Linked DNA regions of Mus musculus: all the other regions are linked to region 2. The links are chromatin loops, found by intact Hi-C in ENCODE. Cell type or tissue: left cerebral cortex. All regions are shown on one strand.

What was found. A loop is a pair of places that touch in the nucleus more often than their neighbours do. Peaks named below come from ENCODE experiments on the same cell type or tissue, not always from the same donor. Only the 100,000 strongest peaks of a DNase experiment are listed, where the experiment ranks them.
Region 1: a loop joins it to region 2, with 10 times the contacts of the local background. A loop is called at or near these places in 37 of 42 quality-filtered maps.
Region 3: a loop joins it to region 2, with 6 times the contacts of the local background. A loop is called at or near these places in 8 of 42 quality-filtered maps.

The regions. Positions count from the first base shown.
Region 1 is chr2:43,718,797-43,726,796 of GRCm38, forward strand. Gm30374 (a long non-coding RNA gene) reads right to left here. Exons shown (of 6, transcript XR_866181.1): 4 at 6,981-7,137. Among named protein-coding and RNA genes, the nearest start is that of Gm30374, 6.6 kb to the right of the region's middle. In left cerebral cortex, a CTCF peak has its summit at 4,099 (motif pointing right); a DNase peak (open chromatin) is centred at 4,135; H3K4me3 peaks cover 217 bases.
Region 2 is chr2:43,899,237-43,907,236 of GRCm38, forward strand. All of the region lies in intron 6 of Arhgap15 (Rho GTPase activating protein 15), which reads left to right. Among named protein-coding and RNA genes, the nearest start is that of Gm39804, 120 kb to the left of the region's middle. In left cerebral cortex, CTCF peaks have their summits at 3,547 (motif pointing left) and 3,747; DNase peaks (open chromatin) are centred at 3,540, 4,449, 4,934 and 5,825; H3K27ac peaks cover 1,171 bases.
Region 3 is chr2:43,669,018-43,677,017 of GRCm38, forward strand. It overlaps Kynu (kynureninase), which reads left to right. Exons shown (of 14, transcript NM_027552.2): 11 at 2,342-2,394; 12 at 3,654-3,739. Among named protein-coding and RNA genes, the nearest start is that of Gm30374, 56 kb to the right of the region's middle. In left cerebral cortex, a CTCF peak has its summit at 4,809; a DNase peak (open chromatin) is centred at 4,813.

The DNA.
Region 1 (8,000 bases), 180 kb before region 2:
TACTTAACCACCAACTTTTCCCTCCCATCTGCCCTTTCAGCAAGGCTTCGAAAGACCTTCTCTTGTTTTGTCACACTAACAACATCCTGCTTACACTAGGACACCGCCCCCAGGTTATTCTCCAGTCATTCTTCGAGTCTCACCTAAGCCTTTACTTGTTAAAGAGACCCTTCTGTTGAGTGTAAACCTCATGTCCTCCAGCAGGCTTACCTGATTGGTAAATGTGCTCCTAGCAAAAGGGAGGACTCCCAATTTGTGTTGCCATTGCAATTTTGCACCCTGCTTTCACCTTCACTCGTGTCTGGAGCCCCCATCTACTAAGTGTTCGACAGAGAGCAGGAGCAGGCACGGCCATTCCAAGAACATCTGTGCACCTCTGGGAGCAAACTCACCCAACCTCTACATCGTTCATCCTCACCCTACGTCGTTCATCCTGAGTAGCAAGCCTCAGATAGCCAAAACACACATTCAGGCTGGCTCTTTCTATATTTGAAATTATTTATGTAAAGAAAATATAAACAAACAATAAGCCATCATAAATAAAAGCCCGGCATTGAACTTATCTAAGCTTGGACATCATGAGAAAGCAGTGTGATTAATGAGAAATGTTTGTGATAAAATTGTGCCAAATAGATGGAAGAATAGTGCATATAAGTCATATTTATGAAATTCTTATATGTCATGATGTCACATATTACTCTCCTATTTCTAGCAGCTTTCTGAGCTTTAATGCTCCATTGGGTGGCATTTTGGATCAACTGGATTAATTTAAATGAGTAGTGAAATGCAGATTGAGGAGGAAATGCTCAAGTTAGCTCTAAGGGATCAAAAGTTATAAAACAGTGAGCTGGCATACATGCGGAGATGTAAAGCCCTCAGTCAGCATGACAAGTTCAACTTTCGATGTAGCATTCTCCTTCCTGAGAACACCGGCCATCAGGTAGGCTCCTTGTAGTGTCTTTCAGATAGCTGTCATGTGACGGTGTGTGAGCAGTTATCCATAAGCCACTTCAAGTGGGTAGCAAGTTTGAGCACTGCTGGACCAGGTATGGGTAGATTCTGTTCTGTGCTGAGGGTTTTGTTTGTCTTTTCTTTAAGGAAGCAAACAAACTCGCACTCAATATTGGTGACATCTTTTATTTACACGCCCTGAAGCCATCACTATGCCCCAGTTATAGATCTGTAATTTGTGCTTTTTATTCTTCAATTTTATTACCTAAACTTACTCTTCTATGCATTGTTTTATGTTTCTGGTTAAATATAAGTGAAAATTGATTGGAGGATTTCTCAATGGAATTTTATCTTTATTTCATCATAATTGCTTCGTATTTGAATAATGACAGATGAGCTGCCTCATTCAATCGCAGTTTTAAGGCTTTGAAGTCACAATAACATCACAGGATTTAAATCCTCAAGCCATTATTACAGCAGAAACGACACTGGGGAAAATGGAAACTTATGGTGTGATAATTTGCTTGGGGGGGAAGAAAAGAACTCTGGTGGCTAAAACACATTCTCTCCAGGACTGTTTGGAGCCTATGACACTGTGACCTAAGTCTGAACTACAGACTGAGTTGCACTTTTCCCAATGACTACTAGAAGGGTGTAAGTATTGAATTCACACAACAAACAAATGACATAATTATTTTGTTTTAGGATGAAACATTTGGCCTGGGCGGTAGCTTAGCATCATAATGCTTGCCTAGTGTGCACAAGGCCCTGGCTCACTCCCCAGCACTGCAAAAAAAAAAAAAAAAATGCGATCTCAGTATCATGTAATAACAATTCATTCTTTCATCAGTAGAGAACCTCAGATTTCTTTCTTCTCTGACCTTTGTATCAAGCTGAGAACATGATCACACGCTCCAAGGTGTACAAGCTCGCCTTTGCATCCAGTTTCAGTGAATGACTCAAATGCTAAAAGCAAAACAGATCTGCCATTGGAAACTTCATAAATACATCCAGTGTATTTGCTGCTGACAGATTGAGGCCTGAAAGCACTTCCATTTCTTGAATATTAAACCATCTTTCTTCTGGCAATGCTATTAGGGGTTCAGGACCACATGGCAAAGAAGATTGCGATGCAAAGGAGCTAGACTCTAGAATAAGTGAAAAGGAGAAAGGCACTCAGGTTCTACAGAACGGCACGGGTATGAGGACAGAGTTCTAACAAGGTACAGTAGACACAGTGACTATGAAGCACCCTCCAGTGACAGGGTGGTCTCCAGCCACTTATAAGTGCACACAGATGAGGTCAAGCCAGGGGATTTCTTTCCAAGTTTCTCAATAAAGGAAGGGTAGTAAAATTAGCTTATGACCCAATACTAGAGCATTAGTCAGTATTTCTATAAAGCATCATACCTCAGTGTGAAGGAAGATTCTCAGAGCTTGGGGGACGGGGGAGGTTGGCTGTCTCTCTAATCCATGGGTGCTCAGTCTATCATTTTCAAATGCAGTCTCGTGTTTAATTCCATTCTGACTTCTGGCTTAAGTTAAGGAGAGATTTGTTTGGTACATCTTCATTTTCTGGTTGAATTTGCTCCATTCACCAAGCTAATGGATTCCAGGGTTCTTGTTTCCACTTCCTGGTACTCAACTTTTGATTTGCCAGTGTCTCTTTGCTAAGCTTCTCTCTGTAAAAGGGAACACCCTCTGTCCTAAGTTGAGCACTGGCAGGAACTGATGGGGCCAGAAAACAGCTGAAGAAGACCTTGGCAAAAATATATCAAAATGTTTTGGCCTTTCTGTGCCTGGATGCCTGGATGGATAAGAGGCCATCACAGACCTGGAAAAATAAATGCTTCATGCCCCCCCCCCCCCCCCCCACACACACTTATTTTCCAAATCCACTGCAATATTTTCAGAACCCTGGACAAAAGACAAAGTAAAATCACTCAAACTGTGTTATTAATCAAAAGTTTCCAAACAAACTATGAACCCCAGCACAATTCTATTTGTTCACATAGCAACTCCTCTCCGCAGGACCTGGGTCACCTCATTGAAACATCGGTTCCTTCCGCAGCTTGGAGTGCAGGTGACCCTGGCTCTGTTATTGCTGTTCGGTTTCCATTTTGCTTTCTGTGACACAGTTCAAGATCTCCAATACTTCACCAAACCTACCCTGGGGGAAAAAATATCTCTCTTGAAGGGAACACACCCCTGGCAGCGTGCCTGCTCTGGATGGCCCCGTGGCTAGATGGATGGAGGGGTGATTTAAATGAAATCTCAAGCAGACACACGGATTCTTGGGGAGTAAATGTCCAAATATCCAGTTCTTGAAAGTGCCCACAGAGGCAAAAAGCCACAAAGGCCATGTCCCAAACAAACCACTGTTATGTTTTGTTTTTTTGTTTTTGTTTTTGTTTTGTTTTGTGTTTTTTATCAAGTCCCATCTATTAAGTCGCAATCCTCTCCCAATAGCCCATAAGATTAGGGTTGGTGACTTAACCCTCTTGCTCCCAATCCTTCCGCACAACCACATCCCTGAACGTCACAGCACTAAGGAGCAAGTATTGACCATAACTGGGGACAACTTCAAAGCCATTGAGAGATGGCACTGATCTTACACAAGAGTTAATGGAATTACACACGGAAACATTGGCAGACAAACAACACACATGTCCATCCATGGTCACTAATTCGTCTTAAAGCTTGAAAGCTAGTAATAGTAGTAGTAGTAGTAGTAGCAGTAGTAGTAGTAATTTATCCTGGTAACATTTGCTTAACCTGTGATCACTCAACTTAAACTCCCCTTAATTTCGGGACAGTATGATGCAAGAAGAGTGACTTCAAAAGATCATGGTCTTGTGTGTGTCCCGTCCATGAGTCTGGAGAATGGTCAGCTGCTGGTACTACCTGCTCACCTACACTGTTGATTAGGCTTAGCTGCTGCGTAAGGGCAATATCTACCTGTGCTTTTCCCAGGCAAACATCACCATATTTGGCCAATCTAGCCGAGCTAGGATAGCCAATAATCTACGGGGCCACATGACTGAGGCTTTTGAGAACTGCTGCCTCAACGTAGGACATTCTAGTTAGTTAAAACCCCAGAGAGGTCCCATCATTAGTATTTACGCTGATTCTTGTAATGGCCACAAGGTGGCGCCAAATCACAAAGAAAACTGACTGGAGCATGGCTGTTCTGGTGGATTTGCATATTTCGCTGCTGGGACATTTCTTTAGTCTCCCGATAGGCATCATTCCTCGATTTCCCAGATGCATTAACGTTTGCATCCGATCTTTCTTATCTTTGAAGGATTTTGTTCTAGAAATCAAGAAATCAATGAAACAGAGGGAGGGTTCGGAGACTGCAGATAATCTATAAAGCCATACAGTTAAGTCTAAGAGATGAGAGCAGACAGAGCTTGGAGTTAGGGGGACAGAAGGCCTGCACTGTGGCGGCACCTCCCTGCAGCTCCCTGTTCTGAAGAACTCTGGTATGACTTCACGTGTTCGTCTTTCTCACCACTGGATATCAGCTCTGTAGTCTCAAGTGTAACTCTGGGGCTACGTCCCTGAAGTATTAGGTGGCACCGTGAAGGTACCTGCAACTTATGCACTAGAAGGGCTTGTCAACATAGATTGGCACACACTACTGTTAACAATGAAGATCTAGTGACTGGAACAGCCTTGAGCCACACCCCCTTCCAATGAAGCACTTGGCTTCACTTCCACAAGCTGTGTGTGTGTGACTTCGTGCACACATATCGATACACCTACATGTCTATATGAATAGATTTGCATACACTAGACAAGCAGAGTTAGGTTCTCATTAATTATGCACGTTTTGGTTGCCTGTGGTTGACAATAGATTTTTTTTGTAATATTTGTGGATTTTCTGATCTGTAGCATAAAACAATTACATTATTTAAGAGGAATGTAAGCTCATTAATGCATCAGGAAGGTTAAATCTTACCTAATCTTTTATTCTGGGCACTCCCAGACAATGACCTCATCATTATCCCATCTTCTTATATAACAAGATCTGTGTTTTCTTTTGAGCTTTTCGATGGGCCCATCTAGAAGTGTCACATGTTAGGGCTCCAAAGACAAAAGCAAAATTGTCACTGTGGGACATTTGAAAAAGTTTTTTGGCTTATGTGCCTGGTATTTGGTGAGGGGCTCATACATGAAAGCAGGAAGCATGGCAACCATTTTGAGACCACGAGGGACAAGATGACAGGTTCCTAGCTAACTAAATCTTTGCAATTCTGAGTCCCAAAGTTCACTCTGTCAATGTTTGCCATAGCCCAAGTTTATATTTCTCTTTACACACACACACACACACACACACACACACACACACACACACACACAACCTTGCACATATGTCAAATCCCCTGGTACTTTGGATTTTCTTTTGTACAAGACATAGAATCCTACCTTCATTAGATAATAGCTGGAGCAGCCTCGCATGCTTTCCTTGAACTTGTCTACAAGTCTGTCTACACTTGGCACCCACTAAATATCACTGAAGCAATCTGGGCTGCTATTCTTCAATGTTCTCTGTTCTTTTAAAATTGAGCTTTAAATCATTATTTCGTTTGGACAACTCAAAACCGGAACTGAGCTATATACTTCACATGGGCTCAAAGGGGCTGCGGACACACTGTAACAGCAGACTGAAAAGGTGAAATAAAGAGAGAGAAAAATGAATGAAGTGATATAGACCATGGAAAGAAGAGGTAAAGAAGATGAGGAAGTAGAAGAGGAAGAGGAGGAGGAGAAGAAAGAAGAGAAGGAGGAGGAAGAGGAAGAGAAAAAGAAAAAAGAGGAGAAAGAGGAGGAGGAGGGAAAAGAGGAAGAGGAGGAGAAGGGAGAGGAGGAGGAGAAGGAAAAGGAGGAGTATAAGGGAGAGGAGGAGAAGGAGAAGGGAGAAGAGGAGGAAGAAGAAGAGGAGGAGGAGGAGGAGGAGGAGGAGGAGGAGGAGGAGGAGACAGCCTGAGATTCACACAGTGAATAAGGGGGTGAATGGGGAGAGTCATTATCAGTGCAGGCTCTGGACACTGGACAGGAGAAATGCAGAGTACAGAGGTATGGAGCAGCTGAGGGAACCCCTGTGTGTGTGCCGGCCTCCAGAGGGCAAATAAAAGCCACCGATTACAAAGATAGAAGCTCAGATAAAGTATGGCTTGACAGGTGGCAAGTTCTCAAGGAATATTTGCTGAAAGCAAATGATAGGATCACTGTGAAATAATCCTGTCAGTCTAATTAATCTCTGATAAGGAGGATGGGAGGGAGAATTGAAAACACCACACACAAGAGCAGCTTGCCTTTTATACGTCATCTGTAACTGTTTACTGATGACACCCTTCTTATAAAATACACTGCAATGCCGTGGCCACCCTGGAACACCTAGGTGGAGATTCTGATGGAGTCCAGAACCCTGTAGTGTTTTTAGAGTTAGTTTTCCTTTCGTATTTTTAATGTGTGTGGTACAATGTTACAAATATCTGATTCCTTACGGGGGGCTGAAAGGAAGGAGAGTAATGGGTGTCACAACAGAAGTGACTCCTGCGGTTGTCTAAACTGACCTCCCTGTGTGGTCCCACCTGTAACTACCTGAGGGTTTTTAATATAATTTATCAGGAAAGGCAGGCATGCTAGAGTGGGGAAGAGCCAAGTTTCTTCCCTATAGCTGTACCCAGTGATATTTCATTAGGACGCTCATAGAATAAATGTTTCCAACTATGAGAATAAGATATTTGAAGTTAAGCATCTAGAAAATCTTTGATCCAGTATGAAATTATTGTCAGCACATCAGCTTTATGAATGTCTTTATTCCCAGGTTTAAAGATAGTCCTGTAGCTTCAGTTTACTTCAAAATCAGTATTTGCCTTCAATTTCAAGATTCAGATTTGAGGATCTGAGAGATGCTGGACCTTGGGGACGTGGAGAAAGTAACACACAGCTACTGTGTCATGGCCATGAACTTGGTGATTTCAAAGACAAAGTCTATCTTTAGTTCCATTCTTCCTTACCTGCCAGTCACCAGACCAGGATGTGAGTAGCTGCGCACCATCATGTGCTCTGTCCATGATTCTCTGCCTCACCACTGGACAAGAATTCTGCAACAGGGCCGAAGGACCACGGATCAAAACCTCAGGCATCTCAAGTCCCATTCAGTCTTCCCTCCATCTTTTTCAGGAATGGTGTCCCATGGCAAAAACACAAACAAACAAACAAAACCAAAACCCAAAAAGCAGACAAACAGTAATTTTTTTTAATTTTTATTTTTTTTAATTAGGTATTTTCCTCATTTACATTTTCAATGCTATCCCAAAGGTCCCCCATACCCACCCCCCCAATCCCCTACCCACCCACTCCCCCTTTTTGGCCCTGGCGTTCCCCTGTACTGGGGCATATAAAGTTTGCAAGTCCAATGGGCCTCTCTTTGCAGTGATGGCCGACTAGGCCATCTTTTGATACATATGCAGCTAAAGACAAGAGCTCCCAGGTACTGGTTAGTTCATATTGTTGTTCCACCTATAGGGTTGCAGTTCCCTATAGCTCCTTGGGTAATTTCTCTAGCTCCTCCATTAGGGGCCGTGTGACCCATCCAATAGCTGACTGTGATCATCCACTTCTGTGTTTGCTAGGCCCCGGCATAGTCTCACAAGAGAGAGCTATAACTGGGTCCTTTCAGCGAAATCTTGCTAGTGTATGCAATGGTGTTAGCATTTGGAAGCTGATTATGGGATGGATCCCTGCATATGGCAGTCACTAGATGGTCCATCCTTTCGTCACAGCTCCAAATTTTGTCTCTGTAACTCCTTCTATGGGTGTTTTGTTCCCATTTCTAAGAAAGGGTAAAGTGTCCACACTTTGGTCTTCGTTCTTCTTGAATTTCATGCGACAAACAGTATTTTAACATGAAAAACTATTGACAACCAGTCCATACTTTACTTTGGAGGAAATAAAAGAATCCATGGAATTTTCATGCTTGACTGACCATTAGTGAACTTTCCTACGATGGTCAGCGAGCTTCAATGTATGCAATT
Region 2 (8,000 bases):
TGATCCTGGGAGGCTCTAGATTATAAATCTTAGATTCGGGATATATTCCTTTGCACTTTTCACTCACTATCTAAAGCTACTAAAGGGCACTGCTAGTGTCCTGCCATTTTATCTGTTCACACTAAAATCAGAACAAAACGGAACTGTAAGGCAGTAGCCACCACACTGACCATAGTGATAGAATTTTAGAGCCAAATCAGTCCAAAGAACTATGATATGAAGTTTCCGAAATGACATAAATTAGATCAAACTTTCGAACTGAAAGGAATGAATTTGATGTCATGTGCATTTTCACAGAAAAATAGATGGATGTGGCCAAAGGGCTATAAAGCCATTGCTTTGGTCCGTTTGACCTCTGGAGTAGCTTGGGTGTGGGGTGGAGGTAAGAACCTTTTATTTGTACAATCTGAGTTTCAGTCTGACCTCAGGCTACCTGCAGCAAGCTGCCCTTCATTTCTTGGCCTCATGCTGGGACTCTCACCTCTTACAAAACTTTATTTCTTCGTGCATTGGTAGAACAAGCATTCTGGTCTCTAGGCTATCCACGGGTGTCTGTGGCTCACTGCAGTTTTCATGTAGTGTCTACATAGCCAAAGTGTGGCTTCCAGGTACTAGGTAACAAAACCGAAGTCCTCAGACTATACACAACAACCTGAGCAAACTAATCCTGGACCTCAAGGAAGAGTCCAAGGGACCAGAGTGAAATTAGCAAGTACTGGGCCTTTTCTCCTTGTGATTTTCATCTTGTATAAAGTACAAAAAATATGACTTTGATTCTGGCGTGACAACATTCCAACTAAGGGCTCTCTTTTGCATATCTGTTTCAGAATTCTTATCTGGTTTTTGTAAAACAAAGTAGCCATGTTTACCTCGTGCTGAGTCTGGTTTTCTTTCCTTTCTAATAGCAAACACATGTATTCCAGAAAAAGCAATGCTTTAATCCCTAAAGCTGATATATCATAGAGGGAGTCAATGAATAGTAACTCAGTTTATGGCCTGTTGGTGAAGATGGCAGAGTGAAATAAAATCGAATACCTTAGGAAGGCACAAAAATCACCTTCAGATAAATAGCCTGCCATTCCGTTTTTAGAAACATAAGATAACAGGCTGTATCTGAGGCCAAGAAACACACACACTCACACACACACACACACACACACACACACACACACACACACACTCACACACACACACACACACACACACACACACTCACTCACACACACACACACACACACACACACACTCACACACACACACACACACACACACACACACTCACACACACACACACACACACTCACTCACACACACACACACACACACACACACACACACACTCACACACACACACACACACACACACACACACACATACGCAGTCACACACACAAGCACACAAATATACACAGACACACAGGGAGATAGAGAGAGAAAGAGAAACACACACCAATATACACATACAAACATAAGCACACAAACATATACAGACACAAGTATGCATGCATAAGAGCTCTCTCTCTCTCTCTCTCTCTCTCTCTCTCTCTCTCACACACACACACACACACACACACACAGAGTGTTTAAATACCGCTAGCCACAAGAAAGGGGAAAAATCTGGGCAGTGGTGAGAAAAACTCTAAAACCTCAGAGCAATGTTTAAAGCAGGATAAGAAAATAACAAAGCAATCATTGTAAACAAAGGCTTGAAATGAACTCAAGAAAACAAACGGTCAGTTTATGATGCAAACCAATGCCAGCACTTACAAGAGAAGTCTACACAAAATCCCAAACACACTATGAGTGAAACTTACTAAGAACTAACCAGAGAGTACAGATTTAAAAGCATGAATATAATTTAGAAACATATACGTACATGCAAATGCAGATATGCATACAATATCAATCAGTTATAAAAGAGGCCATGAATTAGGAGTGTGAGAAGGGGTATATGGGGGGGGGTGCGGGGGTTGGAGGAAGGAGACAGGAGAAATGCTGTGATTAAATTAGAATCATAATTTTTGGAAGTCAAGGATATAGAATCTAGGAAGATGGCTCCGAGGTGGGGGGAGAAGAGCACTTGCTGTGCAGGCATGAAGACCTGAGTTCAATTCCCCTATACCCACATAAAAAGCTGTGGGTGGCGCTGTGTACCTCTGTCTGCATGTGTCACTGCAGAAGATGGGACAGGAGTATTTTAGGGCATTCTGGCTCAGACTAGCTCTAGCTTCAGTGGAAGATGGTGTTTCAAGGGAATGAGGTAGAGATGGACAGAACGGAACTCCCAACTCCTACCTTTGGTTTCCCTGCAAGCATTCACAAGGCACGTTGTCTTGTTTTTTTCTTTGGGGTTTCTTTTGTTTGTTTGTTGTTGTTGTTGTTTTGTTTCATTTTGCCAATTTGACACACTCTGGAGTTATCTTGAAAGTAGAACCTTGGTTGAGGAAATCCCCCAGTCTGATAGCCTATAGGCAGGTCTGAGGGGGCATTTTCTTGATCAATGATTGAAGCAGGAGGGCCCAGGTTACTGAAAATGGTGCCACCCCTGGGCAGGTGGTTCTAAATGGTATAAAAAAGAAGCAGGCCGAGCAAGTCATGAAAAAATAATGCAGTCAGCAGAATTCCTTCATGGCCTCTTGCTTTAGTTCTCACCTCCTGGTTCCTGCCTCTGTTTCCCACCGCCCCCACCCCGACCCCCACCATGATGGACTTTGACCTAGTAACCAAATTAACTCTTTCCTCACAGGTTGCTTTTGGTCATGGTCTCATGATCTATATCACAGCAGTATAAACTTAACTACGGCACACATAAACCATGTAAACACATACACACACAATCTTATGAAACATTTCATCTCCAGCATGGGTGTAGGGTTTCTAACTCATTGCAGGGTGTACATTCCACCCAAATTGTTTACAACAACAGAGTTAACGTGTTACAAAAGTGCCTCAAAGGACTTTGATCTACTGACATCGAACTTCCTTTAGTACCTTGGGTAGACTTAGTAATTCTGAGGTGTCTTATCTGTTATTTAAACAATGCTTAATTTTCAAGAGTCCCATGCCCATGACCAAGCTAAAGACAGACTTCTGATGCCTAGGATCTATGATGGATTTGAACTCAAATCATGGCAGAGTGATTAGGAAGTGCAATTGTTAGATTCACAGTATGTGCTCATGAAGCTGTTGGAAAGTACGTGAAACCTTCCTTCTTCGAAAGGTGCTCTGGGACATGCACAATCACAGATGTCAGTGTCCATCTGAAAGGAAGAAACAAAGTCTGACAGTTTAGAGAACAGGATCAAATTAAACTCAGTAGCAAATTAATGGTTAGTCAGCATAAAAATAAATATTTGGAGGCCCACGTGCTAGAAAACAAATGTGTCCCGTGAAATATAATTAATGGCATGAGAAAGTGGCTGGCTTCCTTGCAGACAAATTTGTCCTTTTACTAAAGTAAGGATTGTTCTATTATTAACACTGGAAATCTTAGATGGGCAGCAGAGACTGCTGCATTATTCATAAAAGCGTTGCTGCCATCTGGTGGCCGTTTGGCAGTTCAGCACAGACTGCTAATTCCATTTGACTGGGTCTCCTGTGAGGCTATGCAAGACAAGGCTCTGGGTGATTAAAAAAAAAAACAAAACGAAAGTGTGAACAGTTAGGTTTAGATGTCATTCACTTGATGATGCTCCTTGTTCCCCATGCCTTGGTAGAATGAAAGTCTCAAGCAGTAGTGAGATGATTATATATTTTTGGCTTTACTGTGAGTGTGTATTTTACAAGGCTTATCTAAGGAAGTTACTCTTGGCTGTTGTTGACTGACAAATTTTATTGACATTCAGTTCTGTTGGCAAATAAATATGTACTCAAATATTAGGAAGATTTATTGAATCTAAAGATATGTTATTTTGTGTAAATAAGAATATATGTGAGATGCTGTAATCCCTCATTTGGATCTAAGCATGAATTTTCTTAAGTTATCATTCACTGAGCCTGCTTTTGGAAATAATACAATTTATAATATCAAAAAGAAAAATGAACAGCAATTCATAAAACTCGAGATTCTATCTCGTCACTGACGGGTTCTATGAAGAAATCTTATTTCATGGCTCAGAAACGTGTAATCTGATATAAAGAGGAGGACTTAGAAATTGAACGACAAATATTTAGGTTACATTATGTGTTAAGAACATGAAGACCCAGGCAACGGGGTACCCACTCATTCTCTCCAAGATTAGGATGACTTTGTGCCCTGGACTATTCTAAAACTTCCTAAAATCCTAGGATTTTTTATTGCATGTAGTCCTAAAATCGTAGGCTCATTGTATGTGGTAAAATCTGAACCTGAGAATGGATATTTATGTAGATCAAACGTCTTTGAAGAACATAAGATATAATGAGTTAAAATTGCCCCAGGAGGGAGGTTGGAGCTCCTTGAATTCTCAGAGATGGTATTTAATAGTTAATGTCCATGTTCCAGTGGACGTTTCCTTGCCATTAAACTGCCTTATGATTTAGTAAAAGTTGCCTGCCTACAAAGAGGCATTGCACTACACTGGGAGAATTATAATATTGAATGAATGTTATTCTTTACCATAAAAGTTGCAAGTGACTATTTTTAAAGAGAGACATTTGGATTTTATTTTAAAATTCTCTGGAAGGCTTTGGTTCTATGTATATACATTTGCCATTACCTCTGTTACTAGTTACTTTTGATACTGAAAATATTTCCTTCTTCAAAACATTTAATTTGGCTTATGGAAAATCATGTGTCCCATCTTCCCTGGAAGAATGCTAAAGTCCCTTCTCCACCCCCCACCCCCCCCCCGCCCCTTCTCCCCCACATTCTCCTCAGGAGTATGATGCAAACAAGACACTATCTAGACAGTAAGAGCGATGTGTCAGTTATACCTCTGTCTCTTTCATACATACGTGTACACTTTAATGTAGATCTAGCCCCTGAGTTGGCCTGAATACAGTTGTACGGTGGTTTCTAATGGCTCTATAATTGACATAGTAAAGCTATAGCGAGAATACTCAGGTATTAGTCAAAATTTTCTATTGTTTGTCTCAAGAACATTTGCTTTCTGGTAGCTTTTTCAGGTTCTTAGCAGCCTATTTCTGTTTACTCAGGAAGATTATTCATATCCTGTAGCCTTAAGCACTTCAGCGTGCAGTTTCTAGATGTTAGTGCATAGTGGGGTGTTTACTGGTGTGTTGGTTCATGCAAAATTGTAAAACTGGCAGCCATATCTCAGTGAAAACTTTTTCATTGTATTTCTTAAGAACTTGTTTACAATTCTCTTTAAGCACAAAGTTTCTCATAGGTGCCTTTGACTTAAGTTTGCCTTTGCCTCTACTGTTAGTTTATTGTTGAGCAGTTCCCAGAAAACCGATTTTAAGAATCAGCAAGAATGAAACATCAGGAAAGAATAGCATATAATATACAAAGTACTAATAAAGTTGGTCATAGGGCAACATGATGCTAACAGGAGTTTTCTACCCAAAATCCCATAAGATGATTAAACCAAAATATTTTTTTATCAGCCTCTGAGTCTGTGATTTATGGCTGTCTCCAGAATGATGTCTTTATTTCTTTTCAACTTTCTGGTCATACATGTGACAAGTATGTTTGTCTGGGTATTCTTAGAGTCCGTGAATATCCACAGCAGAAAGCAAAAGGAATAGGATGCAACTTGAGGCTAGACATAAGCTATCTGAGGAGGTGTGATGCAAATGCAGACCCAGATGTGGAGAGAGGGGTGGCCAGCGAGCAGCAATGTGTGATGCAATTCACTCCTACTAGCTTTCCATGTCCGTATGTCTCACTTTAAATGTTATCCTGAGCTTTAGACATGTGACTGCTCTTTCGTCTATAGAAGAGCTAAGGAAACGTTTTAGGGAAAACCGTTCACCCTTTTCCTGTGCCTGTGTATGAGGCTGCACTTGATAATCATCATTGTCTACTTCATTCCAAGGGATTCTGGACTTTCCTCATCCATTGTCACGATTGTGTGGTCTGTTCTGTTTTCCTGCTGTGCAATTTTTCCTGTCCGAGGATTGTGGGGCTTGGTTTTCTTGACATTTCCAGACTCCATTAGATTCAGTGTACAGTGCACTGGACTCACTGGGCCTGCAGGATACAAGAGGTGACTCCTTGAGTCACCTGCATGTCAGAACCATTCTTACTATCACCATCCAGTAAGAGTGCGATAGTATGCTTAGAAAGGCCAGCTTTCCCCATGAGTGTACCAGCCACTTTCCATATTATTATTCTGTATCTCCAGCGTATATAGCTACAAGCCATTGGCAATAGTTTTAAATTAACTACAGCATTACTGATACCTTTAGAAGCAAAACTTTCCCTGTGCTAAGAACACTGATGTGTAATCCAGCAGAGGCCAGGTTTGAAAAGTTAGAAGCTTAAATGGTACAGATGTGCGCTATGGTGGCTATTCTTTTGTGTACTTTGTCCTTACACACCTGTGCTCTAGCTTTTTGGAATGTTGTATCATGTCACCACAAATCCTGTGCTGTGGAGCAGCTCAGTGAGGGCACTGCACTAGGGATGCAGTTGTGACAGAGTTTCTTATTATAAGGTGCCACCTTATTTCGGATGCATTTTAAGACACCATACCATTGCAAAGTTAATTGATCCTGAATGATGGTGCACTTAGGAAGAACAGTGTGCCCTAGAGCTAGGTGTCCTGGGTTTCATTTCCTCTACGTCTTTGCTTTGAAGCAGTGCAGTGCTTCTAACAGAGCTAATAACCCTGTGTTACTAGTTTTACATCCATAAAGATCAGAAACAGTGAAGCAGACATAGGCACCAATCAGAAAATACAAACCCATATCTAGAGTTTATTTCCAGTCTAGGAAGACTGAATCAAGATCCCATGAACAGAAGGGGCTCAATTTGTTATCCAGAACTTGGCTGTTGTTCTGATGTTCTGAATGGTTATCTCTCCTGATGAAATATTATTCAGTACGCAAAGCTATATTGGCTTTGTTGGGAGGAAGTGTTGGTGTTAGGTCAGTTCAGTGTCATGCCTGACACTCTAACTACCTCATTCATGGATTTATTTTACAAGATCTAACTGGCTAAAGCTAGAAGATGGAGAACATCAAAGATTCAAGTCATCTGGTTCAACAGTGTGATCTCTGGGAAAAATTATGACATTAACAGGAGACATAAAACATGCATGTTATTGCTGACTTTCATGAGTCCACTAATATTTTACAGACTTCATTGTCTCCAATCTTCTTTCTACATTGTCCCCTCCCGGGCCTCTGATCACCATATAAAGTCATCCATACTGTCTATATTCCTCCCTCTGGCTACCCAACATTAGATTGCTTGCTTGAATGATGTGTAGTAGCATTTCTGCTCACCACTGCCTTAAACACTCATCCTAGGGTGGGCTGATGACAGGTGTTACCCAGGATTTTTCATTCTTCATCGGATGACTTCAAGACCATCCATGAGACCATAGGGTCAAGCATAGGAAGCAGCCCTGGACACACATGTGGAGGGGACAAGGGACATTTGATTCACCTATGTGTGAGACTTAGATTCTCCAGAACTGTTGTCCACATATTTTATTTCTGCCTCAGGATTGCCATGTAACTCTTCATTTAGTAGATTTGAAAATGTCAATCATAATAGGAAGCTAACACTACGTAGTTTGTTGAAAATAAGATCAGATACTTACTATTGATTCATATCCAGTGATGAGCCAGGGTGTAACTTTCAATTCCTGAGATCTCTTTGATGCAGAAAAGAAGGTCTTCCTCGAGCATCTCACAAGCTTTTAAAATGTGTGTGTATGAAACTTTTAGCATAACCTACCACAAAACTTACAGATATTATACTCTAGGTTATCTTTGAACTTTTAGAATCTTATGTCGTGAGAGTCAAAGTCCAAGTACCCCAGCCTGGGTATGCTAAAGATGTTCATTGGTTATGGATGCTTCTATCAATGGCTTCCAGAAAATCG
Region 3 (8,000 bases), 230 kb before region 2:
CTGTTCAAGATTTTAAATTAGAATATTCTGAATCTAATAATTTTATTTAAAAATTATTTTTTAAGTTCTATTTTTTTCTTTTCATTAAATAATGATGGTTTAGCACATCTCTCCCTTTTTCTGCCTGACCACACATCACCCTTTGCCCTGACTTCCTTTCCTTTCTGAACTCCTTATAACCTAACCTTCTAATTAGTCAGTGTGCCCGTGACTCTCAGATGCCATTGCATGTTTTCAATATAAAGATTCAAATCAATCTTTATTCAGTAAAATACTGTTGAAATAATTTAACTTTTAAACATTCTCAGATTGTCTTTTATTTCTTTTTTTTTTTTCTTAAAATCTCAGGGTGATGATGAAAATTTTCATTTTGGGGGGCTGATTGATAATTACCACATTGTCAGTAAGTCGCATAAGACCTCATTCTTTCCTGGCATGTCTGCCCTGCTGATTTCTCTGTTCTGATCTCTTTGCCCACCCTGACTTCCTCATGTTCCTTCCAAAACTTTATGTCGTTCATGTGACCTGTTTTCTTTTCAAACTTACTTCCACACACTTATTTTCATTATCACATTTCCAAGATGTATGTCATATGTAACACTTTTCTTAAGAAGAAACCATACACACACACACACACACACACACACACACACCTCTAGTCATCACAGAGATGGGAAACATAATAAACCAGATCAATATTTGCACTAGAGCTAAAACATAGACTTTTCATTGGGATTACTAACAAGATTTTCTTACAGGAGCAGGTATGACTCAAAACAGTACTTTCACCAAAATGGCCACCCCAATACCCATGGTGACTGATAAAAGTCCAGAAGCTCTCTGTGAAACTCTTGGGCAGCTGCTGAAGTTTCAGAATCTCCTCTGGGCATGGGGCTGGTCATATTCCTTCATGGCAGGGTTGTTTCTCTGTCATTGTTGTTTTGCTTTTTGCCTGCACATCATTGCAATTGTCCCTTTCCTACATCTTCTTGTGATATTTTCTTATCATATTGAATATTGTTCAAAACTTTCCTCTGCATTCATTTATTACATGCTCTACCCTTCCATGGCCTTTTGTGGCAGCTCCTGTGGCTTGTGATGTCCATGTGCACAGGTGTGTTGATTTTCTTGAGAATTTCACGTAGACTCTTTCCTGCTGTTGCGTCTCCACTCATCTTGTCATTGTCCAGAGAGGGTTGAATGCTTGCAATGTACATCACTAAACAACTAAATCCACATCACTCAACAACTAAATCTACATCACTTCACAACTAAATCCACATCTTGCCTTTCTTGGCAAAAGTAGGCATCATAAAGTTTATCTCATGTCATCAATTCAGGACCTTCAATGTAGTTTAATATTTTTTGTTACTTGAAATTTTTCTTTGTTTGTGAGACTAAGGTATGTTGTTTGTTTTGCTGAATGGTGTAGGTATATTTGCATTTCCTCTTTATTCAGGGAAGCATGGCTCTTTGAACATTTTAGTATTCTTCTCTTTGATGTAAATAAAGAAAATATCTAATAAAATAAAATAAAAAATAATAATAATAAAATAGCAAGATCACTTTTTTCCCTATTGGTCATTTTCTCTGTAACTTGGTCTACCTTTTTAACACAGGATTTTAAGTGTTTGTGGAACCTAGAGTATATTACTTTTTATATTCTTCTTTTGTTTATATTTAAAAAGAAAATTATTTTAAAATTGCTGAAAATAGAAAGAAAACTCTTGGTTGAAGCATTCTGCATTTCTCAACGTTTGATTGATTGATTGATTGATTGATGATTGCCTTATTACTCGAAATTGTTTTGTCCTGTTTTCCTTCTAACAAAGACACATATTTTTTCTATATAGTCTATATTTTCTGTCTTGCTCATTAAAACACCATTTAATGAAAATGAAGTCCAAAACAAAGGAATACATTTTTTTTTCTTAAGAAGCTATTCAAACACTCTAGTCACTCAATCCAGCCTTGCTAGACCAAGTCTCTAGGGTTTTGTTGTAAACTATCAAATGGTACCACTGTCCTTTAACCTTCATTTTGGCATTTAAAATCAAAACCCCAACTGATGTTTATCTAAATCATTTGAAAAATAAAAAAAACAATCATTATATAGGAAAATATTAATTGTAAATATGTTTAACTGTTCTAAAATAATATGAGAAATTGATTTTTTTCATATTTTTGATACTTTTCATTCTATTGTCTAACATTTATATACTTAAGGACTTGATAACTTATACCACAAGTTATTCTAATATTCTCACCATGAATTCCTAAATTACTAAATTATCTTCAGGAGTATTGTAGACCAAATGCCTATTGTTATCTTAAATTTCAGGTTAGTGGGATGGTTCGGCCATGACCTCAGTACAAGGTTTAACATGGATAACAGTAAGTATATTCAAGTTTATCACATGCAATTCTGTTTTCACGTCATTCTGACTTTCAACTACTTTTGTATTCCATGCAATAGACATGCCCCATGGAGAATGCACTTTGAAAATGTCATCGTGGTTTCCAAAATAAGAAATGACATTTCAGTATGTAAGGCTAAGTGTTTATAGATTTAGCATGATTTTGCATTTCATCCCTTTGAAGAGAGATTAAAGGAAATGAAATCTAGCCTGTGGCTCATGTGGCTTGGTCAGATCCCTGAGTCAGAATGGCCAAAACACAAGCAGTGAAGGCAGGGGGTAACTTGGTGATGGAGGCCAGAGCCAGAGCAGTGTAAGCATCAATCCAGCTTTGTGACCATGCCAGACACTGTAGGTTCTGTTCCTCATATCTAATGTGAAGCAGTGGTGACTTCAGTGTTGGTTTAAGAGTAAGAAAAATGTGAAACTATGAACGCAAGGGCACACTATAATACTTTAAACAAATGTATACATGCATTTCTGGTTCTAAATATTCCATTGCTGTGGCATTTACTGTGTACCAAAGAGGTGATATACACCTTATAGGGTGTACATCAGTGGTAGTAAGGAAGTTTCCATCATGCCTTAGGGTCATGTCTGAGCTCTTTTTCTTCTTGTGCTGGTCCTCCAGCCATCTAGAACACAGGAGGCATCATGGACATTTGCCAGTTAAATATAAACTCTGTGTCTTAGTGTGTATCCATGACTTAGGAACTGTTTATCTGGCTTTAAATTCACAACAGCCAAATACCAAGAGGCCTGATGGAAAAAGCCCTGTCATTTCAGAAGTCTGTAATATACCCATACTGCAAACCTACCTGCTAACATTAACTGTCCTGCCAATAACTTCAATTATCTGAGCTATGTTTGTTTGATTGTTTGTTTGTTTGTTTACTAGCCATGAGGAGGTTCTTAAAGCACAGTCTAAAAAGGAAACACTGGCTTGGAACCAGGTAGACAGAACCTAGGGTTTAGACCCTATGTTCTAAATCTTTTATGTAAGGGTTCTAGTGTCAAGTCAGCTGCCAGTGTTGAGATCGAGTCCCGGAAATGGCCACTGGATTGGAAACAGGTCAGGATTGTCCCTCTTTCAGATTTCTTTTACATAATTTAGGAACGCCACCTGGGAGGGGGGGAATGGTCTTAAGATTTACTCTTTCAATATTGACTTCTTTACAGTTATATGCCCCTTTGAAAAGTATGTTGTACATAATGACATCATATTAATTTTTTCAGAACTACAATTAATCCCCGGGGCCAATGGATTCCGAATTTCAAACCCTCCCATTTTGTTGGTCTGCTCCTTGCACGCCAGTTTAGAGGTAAGAGACTTGGACTTCTGCCTTGACACCTCCTGTTCGGCTTGCCTCACCTGCCTGTGACTGGTCCTAAAAGGTTTCTGCTGATCAGAAAGATCCCTAGGAAACCGAAGTGATGGAAAACAGGCAGCATTTTCTGTTGACCATGCCTGTGACCTTGCATCTGCTGTATTTGTTAGACGGACCTGGAGTAGAAGACACGTGTGCTGCTGTTCTATTGAGACATGCATGGACTTGACTGAGTCAATGCTCATCTCTCCATAAGCCACATAAGCATGTAGGATTTCTAAGTTAATTCACTCTTGTAGCTGGTATTTAGGACTACAAGGCATCCTGTCACTTCTAGTTCTACAAGCCAAGGTACGACCAAAGCTCCCTGTAAAAACCTAACAGGAAACTAAGGCTGAAGGATAACTGTGGAGAATTAAAGGGCCCATGTTAGGGCTTTAATATCATTTAGTCATATTCTAAATTCCTTTAAGTAAATATGCTGCATATTGTTATTACTTATCAAGTAATTAAAATGGTAGAATTTGGGACTCACAAGGTTGCTAGGGGCTTTAGACTACTGGCTGCTCTTCTAGAGGACTAAGGTTTGATTCCCAGAACCAACATGGCAGCTCACAAAGGTCTGAAACTCCAGTCCCAGGGAATCCAATGTCCTGTTCTGACCTCTGTGGGCACCAGGCACATATATGAGGCATAAGCACGCACTGCCGACAAATGCCCATACACGTAAAACAAAAATATGTTTCCAAAGTTATACACTTAATATTGATACACATATGAATGGAATTCATTGACTAAAATGTACTTTAAAAATTATACCTCTTTAAACAAATGTTTTACACCTCCTAGTCAAATAAGATTTGAATTTGTTTCCTTCATGTCTTCTATCATCTAATTCATGTTATTTTAGGAAATATTGTGCAAGATTTGAGTTTGAAAGGGGTGATTAGAAAGAATCTCTCATCTAAATCCCAAACACAGCAGTTCCTCATTCTGGCCACTGGGTGGCATCATGAAGTTCCTGTTTTTGTACACCTTCACCACCAATAGATAGTGTCAACTGCCTTTCTCCTAGCAGCCTACTTTAGAACGCATCGCCGCCGTTTGACCACTAGATGGAGCATGCGCCGTTTTCACATTTTTTTGGATTGTTTTGATGAAAAATAGACAAAATGAGATTATTTTGCAGCCAGGGTAATACTTTTTAAAGTTTTTTTTTCTTTCTTTTTTTGGAGGGGAAGTTTGTTCAGTATTTTATCTAATGATATTTAATAGTTTTCTAATAATTTGTGATATCCATAAGGAAAAATGTTGTGCTTGATTTTAAAACAGCAAGTATCATCTCAGTTTGCAAGGTTTTAACAGAAAAGCTAAGTATGAAAGCAGCCAAGACTCACGTTTGGGAGCTAGGGTGCACCAGCATTTAGCCCATTTCTTTTGATTTCCCTTATCCATATATTCAGAAATTGTCCATGTTTTCCCCCTCAGGACTAGATGACCTCCAACTCAGTTGTCTCCACCTTTGGAGTGGGTTGATCTCAGTCTATGGGGTCACGCCCTCTCGTTTTAGCAAACTGTCTGCCCTGAAGGGTGCCAGTTTCTTCTTTATACAACCATGCTGAATTAGAGCCACACACATCAAATTTCCACTCTCAGACTCTGAAGGCTGACTCATATTTTTCCCTTTAAGACCTAAATGTAAACTTACCAAAAGAACCTTAGCAGACACCTGAAACATGGCACTAATTTTCGGCAGCTTCTTGAGTCCATTGTAGCTATTCATTACCAAGGTTTTGTTCTGGCCAAATGATTGTTTGTTTGTTTGTTTGTTTGTTTCTACTTTTAGCTCTTGTAGATTTTAATTAAATATTGTTAGGCTACTTTCCTCCTTCTTGTCCCCCTTCCACTTATCCAATGCCCCTCCCCCGAAAGATAGCCTCTTCTTTGATTATTGTTGCTAAGCCCACTACTCAAGCCTTGTATTGGCTAAAGCGGTTCTGAAATTTTTTCTTCCGCATTTTTAATTGCAAACATTTGAAATTTCAAAATAATGCATACTTCCCTCTGTTATCCCAACTTCTGTGTTATTTCTGAGCCATGTGAGGATGCACTGGGAGGCATTTGTTTATATGTTGTGTTTGTTTATTCCTGGGCGTAAGCCACGCTGTGGAGAAAAGAAAGGAAAATGTCCCAGGGAAGGGAATGTGAGGGAGTGAGGACAAAGGGAGAAAGGCTACATAATCCAAGGAGGAAAAGGATGGGGGGGGGCAAGCTGGGGAACAGAAGGATAAAGGAACAGAGAAATAAGAAGAGAGAAGGCAAGGACTCAAGCTTACTAAAAATACATAAAAATATGGCCATTATATAAATGAAAGAAATAAATGATTTAACCAGTTTGTCTTATCTACTTTTTAAAAGCAAGCAAGCAAACAAACAAACAAACTGTCCTATAAACTTGAAAAAAACCCTGGAGAATTCTATACTTAAAAATCAACTGTACAGGGCCAGGAGGATGGGTCAGCAAGTGAAATGCTTCCTGCACAAACTAGAAAATCCATGGAAATGAAGGTGGAAGGTACAGACAGAATCCATGGTGCTGTCCTCTGACCTCACTTGTGAACCACCACATGCCTCCACCCAATACATTTAAACTTGTATTAACATGGCTGTGTTTACAACTACGTTGGCTTAACTGATATCAGTAAAAGTAGTTCCTATCATCGGCTTCCAACTGTCACTGCCTTTCCTGCTGGCTGGCAGTCATTCATAGAACCATTTAAATACACTGTGCTGATCAGGAACAGAGTGAGCCTCGGAAGCAACCAACACTCCATCCACACTATACATTAAGCATGGCTTCAAATGAGCAGAACAGCTCGTGTGTGTGTGTGTGTGTGTGTGTGTGTGTGTGTATGTGTGTGTGTGTGTGTGTGCCATTTTGGTAATGAAGAGGTCTAGAGTAGAGAATTTCAGAAGTTTCTTCAGTCCTCTGACAGGTAAGTTGGAATTTTTGTGTATTTTCTATTTAAGGTTCATATTTTTTATATAGCAAAGATTATACAATGTCTACCTCTGCTCAACATATAATATTTATAATGCTATAAATTGTTTATAAAAAAAAGCTGTTCAAAAACACAAGCTAAGTTTTTTGGTTGATTGCATGGTGATGAAGGTCAAGACAGCAGCAAGGACAAAAAGCAATGTGTTCCTTCACAAGGCATGGAGACTCAAGTTTGAAAATTTAAGAGAAGCCAGATAGTCATGGTGGCTCCCATTTTATATACCAGCACTCAGAAATTAGAGGCAGGGATGGGTGGATATCTGTGAGTTCCAGGCCACTAAGGCACTGTCTCTGAATGAATGAATAAATGGACTGATGGATGGATGGATGGATGGATGGATGGATGGATGGATGGATGGCTAGGAAGAAAGGAAAGAAGAGAAAAAGAAAGAGAAGGAAGGAAGGGAAGGAGGGAGGGAGGGAGGGAGGGAGGGAGGGAGGGAGGGAGGGAGGGAGGGAAGAAGAATAAAAGGGAGAGAAAAGGGGAATTTAAAGAAAAAAGAATTTAAGAAAAAAAATCAGAATAATGGAACACTACTCACTACATGCTTGCCCTGTTTAAATAGTATATAACCTTCCTAGTGAGAGGGTCAGTTGAGTGAAATATTTTTTTTAAAAAATGGCACCAACTAGCACTATAACCAGCTACTCTGCCCACAGTCTCTCTGCCTCTAGGCTAGCCCCATTCAGTGGTCTTTCCTGATCCCATTCGCCTAGCTCAGAGCTGCCCATACCTTCTCAGCCATCTATCCCCTGTAGCTAGTTGTCACAAATCCCCTTAATCCAGTAAATCAAAACTCTAGCTTATAATTAATCAGATTTATATATCAACAAATTCTCAATTGAAAATGCCCACGCAATTATTTCCTTGCCAGTTGATAATAATACAAGCTTCCCACCTAGATTAGACAAGTTATCTCAACTATTCTATCTTTTTATGATATTCATAGCTACCTGTGGCTATTTAAAGCCATGCGGAATCTGGATCGTCTTATTCTCCCTCCATCTTCCTTCCTTTTCCTCTTCTCTCCCTGTCTGTCCCTGAAAACCTTTGCTCCACCTCCCTTTTCCACTGCCCAATCAGAGGCTTCTTGTTGTATTAGTATTTAAATTAGTTGGGGGAAAATTCGGATACAGGCAGCTAACCTTCCTACCTTGGGTCTAACTCCCCTAACTTGAGGATGTAACCTTCCC